3 separate regions of the Homo sapiens genome follow, and regions 2 and 3 are each linked to region 1. A link is an interaction called in ENCODE POLR2A ChIA-PET data of the cell type or tissue named here. Cell type or tissue: MCF 10A. All regions are shown on one strand. Links, peaks and the distances in the headings refer to the core of each region. The heading gives the core; the rest is flanking DNA. Region 1 overlaps USP46 (ubiquitin specific peptidase 46). Region 2 has its middle 33 kb from the start of LINC01618. Region 3 has its middle 28 kb from the start of RASL11B.

Evidence for each region. ChIA-PET counts read pairs that join two places held together with the same protein. Peaks named below come from ENCODE experiments on the same cell type or tissue, not always from the same donor. Only the 100,000 strongest peaks of a DNase experiment are listed, where the experiment ranks them.
Region 2: POLR2A ChIA-PET joins it to region 1 with 7 read pairs; 2 of 35 experiments call an interaction of 5 or more read pairs at or near these places.
Region 3: POLR2A ChIA-PET joins it to region 1 with 5 read pairs; 1 of 35 experiments calls an interaction of 5 or more read pairs at or near these places.

What each region holds. Positions count from the first base shown.
Region 1 is chr4:52,639,801-52,644,788 of GRCh38, forward strand. All of the region lies in intron 1 of USP46 (ubiquitin specific peptidase 46), which reads right to left. Among named protein-coding and RNA genes, the nearest start is that of USP46, 17 kb to the right of the region's middle. RefSeq lists a silencer at 1-36 and enhancers at 2,144-2,213, 2,224-2,413. In MCF 10A, for the core only: no CTCF peak of the experiment used is centred there; DNase peaks (open chromatin) are centred at 1,601 and 2,331.
Region 2 is chr4:52,820,527-52,825,514 of GRCh38, forward strand. No RefSeq gene overlaps it. Among named protein-coding and RNA genes, the nearest start is that of LINC01618, 33 kb to the left of the region's middle. In MCF 10A, for the core only: no CTCF peak of the experiment used is centred there; DNase peaks (open chromatin) are centred at 2,605 and 3,085.
Region 3 is chr4:52,831,708-52,836,695 of GRCh38, forward strand. No RefSeq gene overlaps it. Among named protein-coding and RNA genes, the nearest start is that of RASL11B, 28 kb to the right of the region's middle. RefSeq lists enhancers at 804-1,304, 1,843-2,700, 2,701-3,557. In MCF 10A, for the core only: no CTCF peak of the experiment used is centred there; a DNase peak (open chromatin) is centred at 2,614.

The DNA of each region.
Region 1 (4,988 bases), core at 1,088-3,587:
ATCCTCCCACCTCAGCCCCATGAGTAGCTGGTACTACAGGCATATGCTACCATGCCTGGGTTTTTTTTTTTTTTTTTTTTTTTGGTAGAGTCAGGGTCTTGCCATGTTGTCCAGGCTGGTCTCGAAATTCCTGGGCTCAAACAATCCTTTCCCCTTGACCTCCTAAAGTGCTGGGATTACTGGTGTGAGCCATTGTGCCTGGCTGAAAAATGGATACTGAGGGGACAATCAGTAGTCATATCCCTGCAGCAAGCTTTCTAACAGGAAAAAAAAAATGGGAGTAACTTGAATTGGGTAAATAATTATAGTAATTCATATGATGGAATACCATGTAGCTAATTTAAAAAGTAAAGTTACCCTACAGGTACTGCTATGAAAATTTGCCTAAGATACAATGATAAGTAAAAACATGTTACAGAGTAATAACGTGTTGCATAGGACAATACTGTAAATGTGGTTCATTCCATCAACAGACACTGAGCCCTGCGACGTGCCTGGCTCTATTCTACATCTGAGGGACACAAGGTGAACAAGACCAGGCCACTGTATTCAACATCTACATTTAATGGAAATTTTTGAAAGAAGACTTGAGAGATTATAACAGTGGTCTTCAGCATCAGGGAGTAGGCCTAGAAGAAGAGGAGGTCAAGAAGTGGCTTTTCTTATTATCTTCTTAACTCTTCAAATTTTTACTATGAGCAATTATTATTTTTTATTAAAATTTTAGGCCAGGCTTATGGCTGTAATCCTAGCAGTTTGGGAGGCCAAGGTGAGCGGATCACTTGAGGTTGGGAGTTCGAGACCAGCCTGACCAACATGGAGAAACTCTGTCTCTACTTAAAAAAAAAATACAAAATTAGCCAGGCATGGTGGCACATGCCTGTAGTCCCAGCTACTCAGGAGACTGAGGCAGGGGAATTGCCTGAACCTGGGAGACAGAGGTTGCAATGAGCCAAGATCACGCCACGGCACTCCAGCCTAAGCAATAAGAGCAAAACTCCATCTCAAAAAAAAAAAAAAAAATTAACAAATTTTTAAAAATATAATGAAAGTTTAGTAAACAAATGTCCTGCAAACCAGTTGCCTAAGGCCCTCGGCAAATACCTCAGAGCTGTATTTGGCCATTTTTTTTTTTTTACCACTATGAAATGCCTTTGATTTCAGTCACTTTACCTCTCTGTGGCCTTAACTTCCTGGCTGAGAGGCTGGGCTGTTGATATCCAGCCTGACTATTCCTCAGGGCAGCAGAGAGAATGAAGCAAAACTGGGAATGTTATCAGCACTGTATAAATTGTAAAGTATGTTACAAACCCAAGAGATTGCACTTCTATTGCTAGCACCCTGCACAAGACACAAAAGGCAATGAGGGGAACTGAAAAATAATTGTTATATGACCAGATGGTGAACAAAGTACCGATCTTGGGGGGTAAATCACAGGGTCGGGAAGCATAAGAAACATAGGGTTCTTATTTCCATCAGTAAAAAACGTAGTAACCTTTGAAAAACAGTGCAGCCAACTTTATTAAAAATAGCATCTGAGCTGGGACAAGTTCCAACAAGACTATAATGTTAGCTCCTCAAAGCACCTCTGAAAGCAATTCTATGACTGCCAAGGGGTGCTACCAAAACACAAACAACAATAACAAAATCCCAGGAAGGATGATTCATAAATGCATAAGACGGATAAAGAAAGAAATGTTTTGAAGCAATTTACAAGGAAAACAAGTTAGAATTTCTTCCTTGGTCGAGGGGTAAAGGATGAAGACGGCCTTGCCCAGAAGGAGGAAATAATCAAAACAATGGCATTAAAAGGTCTGGAAAAACCAATGAGAACACTGTCAAAATATGGAAGAGCCTAAAACAAAAACACAGGGACCAGGAAGCATCCTTGGAGAAGAGCCAGACCATGCCACAGATTAAAAAACGAAGGCCCAGAGAAGTAAACTTACTTGCCCAAGATCTTTCTAAGGCACCTCATTTATCTGCATCCTAGGACATGCAGCCTTTCTTTCAAGTTTGTACAAGGAAGGGACACAAGAAAGGCCAAAGATAACATGTAAGGATTTCTAAGTACATAGAGAATAAGTCATTAATTATAGACCATAAATTAAAGTGGATGACAGAAGAGGTGAACATTGCTGCTAAACCCACATTTGTAGATCTATCGTTCAAAAGGCTACTCTACTTATCAACTATACTTTCAAAGTACAAAGCACATAAAGGACCTATTTTCAAAAGGACTAGTGTCCCCAGAATTCTGATGACAAAGATCATTCCTATAGTCTTATGAAGAAAGTGAAGCAAAAATGAAGTGACTCAGCCCAAGATCTCAGGATGAGTCAGAAGACACCTGACAGAATTCAAGGGTGATTACAGAGGAATTATGGCTACCGATGCCTCTGATGTAATTAATAATAATAGAGAACTCATAAATAGCATAGACTGTGTACAGTTACTGTTCTAGGGATTTTACTTGTATTTCATTCATTTTCATCTTCATAATAACTCTATGAGGCAGACACTGCTACTGGCCTTATTTTAAAGATAAGAAAACTGAGAGGGCAGGGAACTATTCAAGTTCACACAGCTACTAAGTACTGGAATTGGGTTTGAACTTGAACAATCTGGCTCCAGTGTGTGTGCCCCTAACTACTACATAATATTGACTCTCAGGGAGGCAGAGTCTCCTTGGAACCACAGAACTGAAAGAACTGAAGAAACCGAAGAGGTCACAAAGTTGTTGGGAGAACCCCCTTCCTTCTGAAGCACCCCTTGAAATTTTCTAGAATGAGAACACACAAGTCCTTTTCCATGGAATCTCTACAGAGTACTGGCAACTTGTTTAGAGAAAACATAAAATTGAGGTTGGGAGTCAGAGGAGACATGAGATGTAGTTAAGAGGAAAGCAGATTTTTTTTCAAAATCACTTCAAAGACTGTGGACCTTTTATCTAGCCAAAGAATAAAAACAAATAATGTCAACTTTTAAAATGCTAAAAGAGAAAACCGTACCAAAAAGCAAATTTGAGTTCTAGAGAGTAAACCATTCTACACCTAATAATGAAATAATGTGCAATCTTTACTAAATACTTGGATAGATACTGACAATAATATAACAAAAACAATGGAAAAGGGAGAGAAAGAAAGTGCATATGCAGAACAAAATGTGTTAATATATTAATGTAGCTTATCTCTTGGTAACATAGCTTATCTCTTGGATTATTGCAGGGAGAGGGTAGGGGAGGAGAAAACTGGCGATGAATTAAATAGAGGAACGAAATTATTTATTTTAATCCAAAGAAAGCTGCAGAATATCTGTTATGCCTTTAAAAGATACGAACCCACAGACCAGCCTGGAGCACCCTCCATCTCCTCCTCTGGCTGCCTCTCCTCATCATTTGGTTTCAATGTCACTTCTTCAAAGCTACCTTCCCTGACCCTTCCCACTCATAGAATCCTGTCTGTTCCTCCACAGCCCTTAGCACAATCTGTAACATCATAATTGTAATTATTTAACAACTGTCTTCCCACTAGACCACAGGTCTGCAAATTACAGCCTATGGGCAGAATATGACCCACCAATTGTTGTCATAAATAAAGTTTTACTGCAACACAGCCATGATCATTCATTTACTTATGGCAACTACTTTCACAATATTAACAGCAGAATTGCGTAGCTGTGATAGAGACACTACGGCCCACAAAGTCTAAAGCATTTACTGTCCAGACATTTACAGAAAAGCTTACCAACCCCTGTACTATGCCATAAGCTTTATAAGGGCAGCAATTAGGTCTGATTCATTTGCCAGCACCTAGTAGAATGTCTGGTTGTATAGAAGGCACTTGATAAATTTGCTCACTGAATAAACTTGGGAAGCAGGGGAAAAGTTAGCAGTAGGTGCCACTCATTCAGAGAACTTCACATCTACATATTCATTTAATCTTGCCTGCCACCCCAAGGCAGATTACTCTTAATATCCCCATTCTACACATGAAAAAAATGTAGGGAACCTGCCCAAGCTCACTCAGCCAATAAGAGCAGATCTGGGATTCAAACCTATGTAAATTCGGTTCCTGAGTCTGAGCTCTGGACCACAAGCCAGGAGAGGAGATATTTTCATTCACATTTTCAGTAATTCTTTAGCTACAGATGTAAGGCTTGGGCAGCCAGCCAGGAACTGTCTCTGAGTATGTCCACTTTGGCTGCTGGCTGTCACACATTACCTAACCACCGGGCACTTACCCAGAGTGGCTACGAATGCCTGACCTGTTTAGTTAGCAACATATCACCACGGAGCCCCTGTCCCACTGAGCAATACTGAATGTGACTCTCTCTGCCAAATAAATCACTGATGGGGACTCATTATCCCCATGTCATAGCTGAAGGAAATGAGGTTAACTAACTTGCCAAGGTCAAGTGTTAGCATGAGGCAGAGGTAAGTGGTGAACCTATGATCTTAACACCATTATTCCACAACCCTGGCTCCTGTTTCAACAGCCCACTCCTCTCCAGGCTTCAACAGGGAAAGCAATCATGAACAAGAAGGCAGTCAAGGGGCATTTTCATCCCACAGCATGACAACATGTCACTTCTATGTCTTATGTCAGAAGTCCCCAACCCCCAGGTACAGTTCTGTGACCTGTTAGGAACCAAGCGGCACAGCAGGTGAGCAGGCATTACCACCTGAGCTCTACCTCCGGTCAGATCAGCAATAGCATTAGATTCTCATAGGAGAGTGAACTCTATTGTGAACTGCGCATCAGAGGGATCTAGGTTGCATACTCCTTCTGAGAGTCTAATGCCTGATAATCTGAGGTGGAACGTTCATCCCAAAACCATCCCCAGCTCTGCCCAGGTTTGTGGAAAAATTGTCTTCCACAAAACCTGTCCCTGGTGCCAAAAAGTTTGGGGACCGCTATCTTACATGATATTGAATTAAAAAAAAAAAAAAAAAAAAACCTCTGAAAAAAACCTTGGCCAGGCGCAGT
Region 2 (4,988 bases), core at 1,388-3,887, 180 kb after region 1:
CAAATTGTCCCTGTTTGCAGACGACATGATTGTTTATCTAGAAAACCCCATCGTCTCAGCCCAAAATCTCCTTAAGCTGTTAAGCAACTTCAGCAAAGTCTCAGGATACAAAATCAATGTACGAAAATCACAAGCATTCTTATACACCAACAACAGACAAACAGAGAGCCAAATCATGAGTGAACTCCCATTCACAATTGCTTCAAAGAGAATAAAATACCTAGGAATCCAACTTACAAGGGATGTGAAGGACCTCTTCAAGGAGAACTACAAACCACTGCTCAAGGAAATAAAAGAGGACACAAACAAATGGAAGAACATTCCATGCTCATGGGTAGGAAGAATCAATATCGTGAAAATAGCCATACTGCCCAAGGTAATTTACAGATTCAATGCCATCCCCATCAAGCTACCAATGACTTTCTTCACAGAATTGGAAAAAACTACTTTAAAGTTCATATGGAACCAAAAAAGAGCCCGCATCACCAAGTCAATCCTAAGCCAAAAGAACAAAGCTGGAGGCATCACACTACCTGACTTCAAACTATACTACAAGGCTACAGTAACCAAAACAGCATGGTACTGGTACCAAAACAGAGATATAGATCAATGGAACAGAACAGAGCCCTCAGAAATAATGCCACATATCTACAACTATCTGATCTTTGACAAACCTGAGAAAAACAAGCAATGGGGAAAGGATTCCCTATTTAATAAATGGTGCTGGGAAAACTGGCTAGCCATATGTAGAAAGCTGAAACTGGATCCCTTCCTTACACCTTATACAAAAATCAATTCAAGATGGATTAAAGATTTAAACGTTAGACCTAAAACCATAAAAACCCTAGAAGAAAACCTAGGCATTACCATTGAGGACATAGGCGTGGGCAAGGACTTCATGTCCAAAACACCAAAAGCAATGGCAACAAAAGCCAAAATTGACAAATGGGATCTAATTAAACTAAAGAGCTTCTGCACAGCAAAAGAAACTACCATCAGAGTGAACAGGCAACCTACAACATGGGAGAAAATTTTCGCAACCTACTCATCTGACAAAGGGCTAATATCCAGAATCTACAATGAACTCAAACAAATTTACAAGAAAAAAACAAACAACCCCATCAAAAAGTGGGCGAAGGACATGAACAGACACTTCTCAAAAGAAGACATTTATGCAGCCAAAAAAAACATGAAGAAATGCTCATCATCACTGGCCATCAGAGAAATGCAAATCAAAACCACTATGAGATATCATCTCACACCAGTTAGAATGGCAATCATTAAAAAGTCAGGAAACAACAGGTGCTGGAGAGGATGTGGAGAAATAGGAACACTTTTACACTGTTGGTGGGACTGTAAACTAGTTCAACCATTGTGGAAGTCAGTGTGGCGATTCCTCAGGGATCTAGAACTAGAAATACCATTTGACCCAGCCATCCCATTACTGGGTATATACCCAAATGACTATAAATCATGCTGCTATAAAGACACATGCACACGTATGTTTATTGCGGCACTATTCACAATAGCAAAGACTTGGAACCAACCCAAATGTCCAACAATGATAGACTGGATTAAGAAAATGTGGCACATATACACCATGGAATACTATGCAGCCATAAAAAATGATGAGTTCATGTCCTTTGTAGGGACATGGATGAAATTGGAAACCATCATTCTCAGTAAACTATCGCAAGAACAAAAAACCAAACACCGCATATTCTCACTCATAGGTGGGAATTGAACAATGAGATCACATGGACACAGGAAGGGGAATATCACACTCTGGGGACTGTGGTGGGGTCGGGGGAGGGGGGAGGGATAGCACTGGGAGATATACCTAATGCTAGATGACACGTTAGTGGGTGCAGCGCACCAGCATGGCACATGTATACATATGTAACTAACCTGCACAATGTGCACATGTACCCTAAAACTTAGAGTATAATAAAAAAAAAAATTAAAAAAAAAAAAAAATAACAGACCATAAACATTTTCCCACATCACAAAATTTGCTTCCCAAGCATGACTCTCTGTGGCTACACAGGGTGCCGTGTATGACTATACTATAATTGGTGTAGCCAGTGAGAAGTTGTTTAAACCTATTGCCCTTGCAGTGCAATGCTATCTTAAAATACAGGCAAGAACATTATGTTCTTTTTGGTAGGAACATTAAAACATGCAGGGGAGTTTCTGCACATGGATTGCATGACTATGAGGTTTTAAATTGATTCCACCCATTGGTTTGGGAAGACAGAGAAAGTATGCTTCCACTTAGTGCAACTCATGTCTTGCGGGGTGGAGAGAGCTGTCTCTTGATGCATTTAGATTCTTAGCTCTTCCATAGTAAACAAGAAGCTTCAGCGAGGGGCAGTGAGTCACAAAAATGGAACATATTTATTTGTATGGTTATTCCCAAAGTGATACAACCAGGAGACCTAGGGTTTGGGGAGCCAACCTCAGCTGATGTGTGAGGCTGGCAGAAGGCCACAGGCATGAGGGTTCTCTTGGACTGGCATTGCTGGGTGTCAGGGCATGAACACACCTCTCCCTGGACGAAAAAACCTGCTAATTGCCTTGTAAGAAACATCATCACAGACTCAAGGAGTTGACTAATGGATTCTCGGAAAATTGCCAGCTCATAATCTCTGTGCCTTGAGAATTGGGATAAACATTGAGGTCAATTGCAAAGCCCTATTTGACCAAACCCACAGCCCACAGTCAGTCCAAAGCTAGAGCCCTAGTGTTTTCTATGCCAGCTCTTTTCATTTTTTCTGAATTCACAAAACTAAATGACTCAGTTTAATGAAGGCATTCGGACTAGGGGAGGTTAAAGGGCAGATGCAAAGCAGGAATTCCTAACCCCAGAGGCCACTCCTAAGGGTCACGGTATTTGGTAAGTGTGTTGAAATACCTCAGATGGGAAGGCCACATACATGAAATCATCAGAAGGATGATTTCACATTAATCCACAAATTAAACTTTAGGAGGAGAGAAGGAGTCCATATCACTGGGCCTTGATGGAGAGCTTTTCTCAGGTAACAGGAAACACAGAACATCAAGTTCTCCTCAGAGATGACTCACATATTAAACATGACCTGCTAGGTACTCTTGAATCTGAAACCACAATGAGCTGTCTCTCATCACTTCCAAGGAACCGCATTTTCTAGAATTTCACCCAGTTCTTGTATCAGAGACACTATTGGATGGTATGAGTTTTCTAGGACTGCTGTAACAAAATGCCACAAACTGGGTGGCATAAAACACCAGAAATTCCTTCTCTCACAGTTCTGGACGTTAGAAGTCTAAAATCAAGATGGTGGGCAGGGCCACACTCCCTCCAAAGCCTCTAGGGGAGGATCCCTCCTTGCCTCTTCCAGTTCATGGAGGCTTCATCCAGGTGTTCCCTGGCTTCTGGCTGCATAGCCCTAATGTCTGCCTCCTTCTTCATATGGGCTGTCTTCCCTCTGTGTATGTCTGTGTCCAAATTTCCCTCTTATTATAAGGAAACCAATCATATTGGGTTAGGGTCTGCTCTAATGACCACATTGCAACTTGATTGCATCTGCAAATACCTTATTTCCAAATAAGGTCATATTCACAAGTACCAGGAGTTAGGATTTCAACGTGCCTTTTTAGAAGACACAATGTGACCCATGATAGCTGGAAAGTCGAAGGTCCAGAATTATAGATACAGCTGCATCACCAACTGCTGTGTGATCCTAAGCAAACTGCTTTTCATCCCTGGGCCCAGGTATCCTCATCTGTCCCCACAATTACCCTCATGACTCGCAGATTCAATTTCTTTCAGATCAGTCAAAGGGAATAGACTCATTGTAGAAAGGGTCTACCAGGCGGGAGCAGCATCACAATGCTAGCAGGCAATGCCAGGACTGGTGTGGAGGGGTCTGTGTGATGGCCCGGGTGTGCCGAGTGGAGAATGAAGGGCACCAGGATACCCCCAGAAGTCTCTGGCTAAGGCCTTTTGTGGTGCCGGCAGCCACGCCATACACTAAAGAGCAACCAGCCAAATTGCCATGCTCCTTCCCCCTGGCCCTGTAGGCAGCCAACCCCTGGGACAGCAGTCATGATACTCAGTTCTAAGGCCCAACAAGCACAGCCAACAGCCTTTGGCTTCCAGAGCTCATCATGAAACTGACATGAGCAGGTGAGATCCAGTTGGCTTAAACAACTAGCGTAATCAATCCAGACTAAATATACCTCCCCTTGGCCCAGCTTAAATATTTAGACAGCCACAATGCCTGTGTGCAGAGGCAGTGAGTGGATGAGAAAGTTTTAGCTCTGGTGAGGCTGAAGGGACTTGACATGTTATTGAATCAAAGGCTGTAGAAGGTGAAGCTGGGGCCGCCACACATTCCAGGAATGCGGATATAGCACTCTCAGTGTGTATCTGAGGCTGACAGGGTTTGACAATCTCCATCTGGGAACAATAACCTCGAGCAGCAGGCCAGGCCATGCTGAGGGCTGCTCTGCCTCCCTCCTGGCTCTGCCCCTCGTCTCTGGCCCTGAGCTGTGCACTCTGAGATGGATAGTGGAGGGGAAGTCCATGTACCATGGTCCTCTGCAGCACTGCTCTGCATGCAGGAGCCCTGGAGAAGCCAGGGGTGGGGGCCAGCCTCACCGAATGCTTGCAATTCCAGGAGCAGTGGGCTGAGGACAGAATCCATTTCCCCCCTCTGGGAGACCTGAGTGGAATGCCACAGGGGAAGGCAATTTGGGACGCTGACTGATCACCCAGCCAGCTGCAAAGTCTCCTAGCATCGGGTGGAGAAGCCAGGGGGTGGCAATGTGTTTACGTCACGTTTAATACCTTGGGCTATCTTTGTGTGAACGGGGGAAGTCAGGAGGCTTTCATCTGTGAAGTTCAAAGCACTGTTCACAAACTACCTCGGCTAATCCTCACTCTGATCTGAATTTTGTTGTGTAGTTAAACTGATCACAAGAATTTGGTGGATAGGGCTAGGGTG
Region 3 (4,988 bases), core at 1,192-3,691, 190 kb after region 1:
GATGCTCCAAGGGTGGGGCTTCTGGGAATTATGACACACCCTGTGACCCCATCATAGGTGAGTGCTCTGGGGACACAAAAGTGGACCTCGCGTAGGTCATTGGGAAGACACCCCTATGGCTGGCGGGGTGCCTCAAGCCCAGCCATGCTTCACTGGACAAATATTTTTGGATCTCTTTTCTCTCTTTTTAAAAAATCTTTACTCACTCCCTATATGATCTCATATTTTTGAGTGACATCTTTTCACTTAGGACTTCCACATTTTTATTAAAGTATCTACTTGGCATTTTCTCTTGGATGTCCAATGGACATCTCGAACTCAGCATGTCTAAAACTACTTCTAATCAATCCCTTGAAGATAGCTCAGTTCCAGCTTTCCCATCTCAGTAGATGAAAACTGTCTTCTTAGACGTCAGGTCCGAAAACTTGGAACCATTCTCGACTTTTCTCTTTCTTTCAAACCCGACATTCAGACTCTCAAAAAAACTCTTCTTGGCTCACCTATCAAAATATTTCCAGAATTTGATCACCCTTCACCACCACTACCTTGGTCCAAGTGCTAACTTCTCTCACTTGGATTATTTCAATAACCTTATAATTGGCCTCCCACTTCCACTCTTGGCCTCTTTGGTCTACTGTCAACATGGGAGCCAAGAATAAACCTGCTAGATAAAAGTGCAATCATGTCAACCCTCTGCTCAGAATCTTCCAGTGGCTTCTTAACTCTCAGAAGGAATGTACAGTCCAGGTTCTGATTTACAAGTGTCATATGCTTTTCTTGCCTTCTTCTTCATTACATTGCACACTGCGTCTTCTTTGCCTGTCTCTCATTCCTCCACTCCAGCCTCCTTGCTTTTTCTTTAGCATGCCAAGACCACTGCCACATCAGAGACTTTGCACCTGCCATTCCTGCCTACGGACAACCCCCACCTCTCAACACACAACTTCTCCCCATTGGCCACACAATGGGTGCTCTCACTTCCTTTAGGCATTTCTTGAAGCCACCTTCTCAGTGAGGTCCCCTGTCCATCCGATGTAAAATGTTACCTCCTACTGGTATGTTGTAACCCCTCCTCCTGAGGTAGACATGGCAGTTGCTCCATCCAGAATCTTTTCCTCCCAGTGCACCCACCCTGAGCTGCTGTGAAGATCAGCTGCCAAAGACTCCCAGATGTCCTGCTTCCCTGGAGAATTTCACTCAACTAACAGGTACTGCCTTGATGGGAAATCACATTCCCTTCTGCACCCACGCTAGGGCAGCCTGCAGCCAGTGATGGAAAGATACCGGAACACAAAAGGCCGCTTCCTTCACCTTAAGGGGAAGGGGGAGAATTCTGCAGTGTTATGTGAATATTCCAGAGTCCCTGTGGATCAGACCTAAGACCACATCTTGTTTGGCTTTTTTCCCATTCACTCCTTGATTCCTTCCTTCACTCTTTTTCATCTGAGAGCTCTCCCTCAAAACTAAATCAGGGCTGGGTATGGTGATTCATGCCTGTAACCCCAGCACTTTGGGAGGCTGAGACAGGCAGATCACCTGAGGTCAGGAGTTTGAAACCAGCCTGGCAAACATGGTGAAACCCCGTCTCTACTAAAAATACAAAAAAAAAAAAATTAGCCTGGCATGGTGGCAGGCGCCTCTAGTCCCAGCTACTTGGGAGGCTGAGGCAGGAGAATCACCTGAATCCAGAGGCGGGGGTTGCAGTGAGCTGAGATTGTGCCATAGCACTCCAGCCTGGGCGACAAGAGTGAAACTCTGTCTCAAAAAACAAAAACAAAAACAAGAACAAAACAAACAAACAAACACCCTAAAAACTAAATCAGCTGCCCTGAATCCCTGTCTCAGGCTCTGTTTCTAAGACATTTCTGTTATTCTTTTCTTCTTAGTGATCACCTAACAAACTATATATTTAACTTTATCCATCTCTATCACTGCAATGCCACTCTGTGAGGACAGTCACTTTGCTTTGTTCACTGACGCATCCTCAGTACCTAGCACAGTACCTGGTACATAGTAGATGCTCAGTAAATATATGTGGAAAGAAGGAATGAGTCCTTATATCCCTGTGAATCTTGGAACTTACAAAAATCCTGCTCTTGTTAATCAGGCGGGGGGCCTGGACTCTTAATTCTGTTGCCCACACACTCTTCCCACTTTCTCATGCATTTTCTCTGGCCTATTAAGGTGGCTTTGGATTGCAGTGGTCTACTCTGCCCTATCTTGGGTGACTTCCCAGTAACCTATATCACTTGCTTGTTTGTCCAAAGGCACCTGTCAGCTCCTCTTTGGACTACTTTCCTCATTCAATCTGCCCATCCACTCCCAGTAAAATAACAAGGTAAGCAAGAGAAATCTATTCATCAGCATCCAGGTGTGGTATGAAAACTAGGTAGATGAGGAAAGGTAAGAGGTAGAAGACAGCCAGTGGCTGTTCTTCACAGTTGGAGTGAGAGATCAGAATGTGTGATAGAGATGGGAATGACCACAGACAAGGGGAGAAGCTCCCTTTTTGGTGTGGGGGTGGATTGGGTATAACCCTGCTAAAGCAAGCTGAGAGCCACTGCCTGACTCATGTTAAAAGTGAATTTTGGCATAATTACAAGAGGATATCTTAGCACTGTGCTCCAGCCAAGCTGTGCTGCTATTACCTAGGAGTGATTAAAGGTCTAGAGACGTGAAATCAGGCAATCCAGGCGGGGCTCAAATCTTGGAGGTTCTGCACTCTTGACTAGTCAGCGACCTCAGTGCTTCCCTGGGCTGTTCTGGTGAGTAGTATTCATTGGTTTCAATAACAGCAAATGCTTCCTGCTGCTCTTTATGTGATAGGCCATATTCTGAGTGCTTGCTAAGTACTAACTTATTGATCCTTCTGATAACCCTGTGAGCCACATACCCGTATGTCTTATTATTATACACACTTGTCAAAGAGGAAGCAATGGAAGTACAGAGAGCTCAAGCAACTTGTCCAAGACTGCAGTCAGTGGTGGAACTGGGATTTGAACCCAGTTTTCTCACTCCACTGCTTGTGCTTAACTGAAGCAAAAGGAAATGCATTGAAGGATATTCGGTGCTTGCAGAATTAATGGGAAGCCAGTGTCAGGCCTCTGAGCCCAAGCTAAGCCATCATATCCCCTGTGACCTGCACGTACACATCCAGGTGGCTGGTTCCTGCCTTAACTGATGACATTCCATCACAAAAGAAATGAAAATGGCCTGTTCCTGCCTTAACTGATGGCATTATCTTGTGAAATTCCTTCTCCTGGCTCATCCTGTCTCAAAAGCTCCCCTGCTGAGCACCCCACTCCTGCCTGCCAGAGAACAACCCTCCTTTTTCCTTTACCTACCCAAATCCTATAAAACGGCCCCACCCCTATCTCCCTTCACTTTTCGGACTCAGCCCACCTGCACCCAGGTGAAATAAACAGCTTTATTGCTCGCACAAAGCCTGTTTGGTGGTCTCTTCACACGGACGCGAGTGAAAGCCAGGAGGACCAGCTCCAAAATAGGCAGGTGTGAAGGTATTCTAGAGAACTAGGAGGCAAGATCAATAAGGAAAAGTCTTTAACAGAAAAAGTCTCATCAGGATGAATAAGCCCCAGCCATTCTTACTCTGCTGAAATTCTAACAGGAAAGGGTGGGCTTGGTCTAGCTCAGGTCATGCACCTCCTCTTTGGATCAAATGAAGAAAATAACTCCTTTAATGGGTACAAAAAATAGTTAGAATGAATGAATAAGGCCTAGTATTTGATAGCACAACAGGGTGACTATAGACAATGATAATTTAATTTTACATTTAAAAATAACTAAGAGAGGCTGGGCATAGTGGCTCAAGCCTATAATCCTAGCACTTTGGGAGGCCGAGGTGGGCAGATCACCTGATGTCAGGAGTTCAAGACCAGCCTGGCCAACATATTGAAATCCTGTCTCTACTCAAAATATAAAAATTAGCTGGCTGTGGTGGCACGTGCTTGTAATCCCAGCTACCCAGGAGGCTGAGGCAGCAGAATCGCTGGAACCCGAGAGGCAGAGGCTGGAGTGAGCCAAGATCACGCCACTGCACTCCAGCCTGGGTGACAAAGTAGGATTCCATCTCAATAAAATAAAATAAAATAAAATAAATAAAATAAAATAAAATAAAATAAAATAAAATAAAATAAAATAAAATAAAATAAATAAAATAAAATAAAATACTAAAATAATATAATTGGATTGCATTCAAAGGATAAATCCTTGAGGGGATGGATACCCCATTCTCCATGATTATTTCACATTGCATGCCTGTTTCAAAACATCTCATGTACCCCACAAATACATACACCTACTCTGTACCCACAAAAATTAAAAATAAAAATTATATATATGAAAAGAAAATAACACCATATTTTTTAATCTGTTGCTACATAACAAATTACTCCAAAACTCGGCAACCTAAGAAAACAACAAACACTTATTATCTCACACAGTTTGTGTGTGGGAATGCAGGAGTGGCTTTGCCAGGGAATTTTGGATTGGGGGCCCTCATGAGGTGGTAGTCAAACTGTCAGTGGGTGGCTGCAGCCATCTGAGAGCTGGACTGGGGGCAGAAGTTCTGCTTCATAGGTGTCTCCCTCACATGGCTAGCAAGCTGGCGCTGGCTGTTGGCAGGAGGCCTCAGTTTCTCAGCGCTTGGGCCTCTCTGTGGGACTTCTTGAGTTCCCCATAACACAGCAGCTAGTTCCCAGGGTGAGTGATCCAAAAGAGCAAGGTGGATGCAACCTTGTCTTTTATGACATATACCACTCTTTCTACAATCTCTTTTTGATTACACAGATCAGCCCCATTCATTGTGGGTGGGGACTGTCAAGAGCGTGAATATCAGAAAGTGAAGTTCAGTGGCCATCTTAGAAACCAGTTACTACTTTCCTCAAAAAGAATCCAGAGCATGGTTAGGAATGGGGAGCAGATGTTACAAAACCAAAACAAAATCACACACAGACACACACATGCAC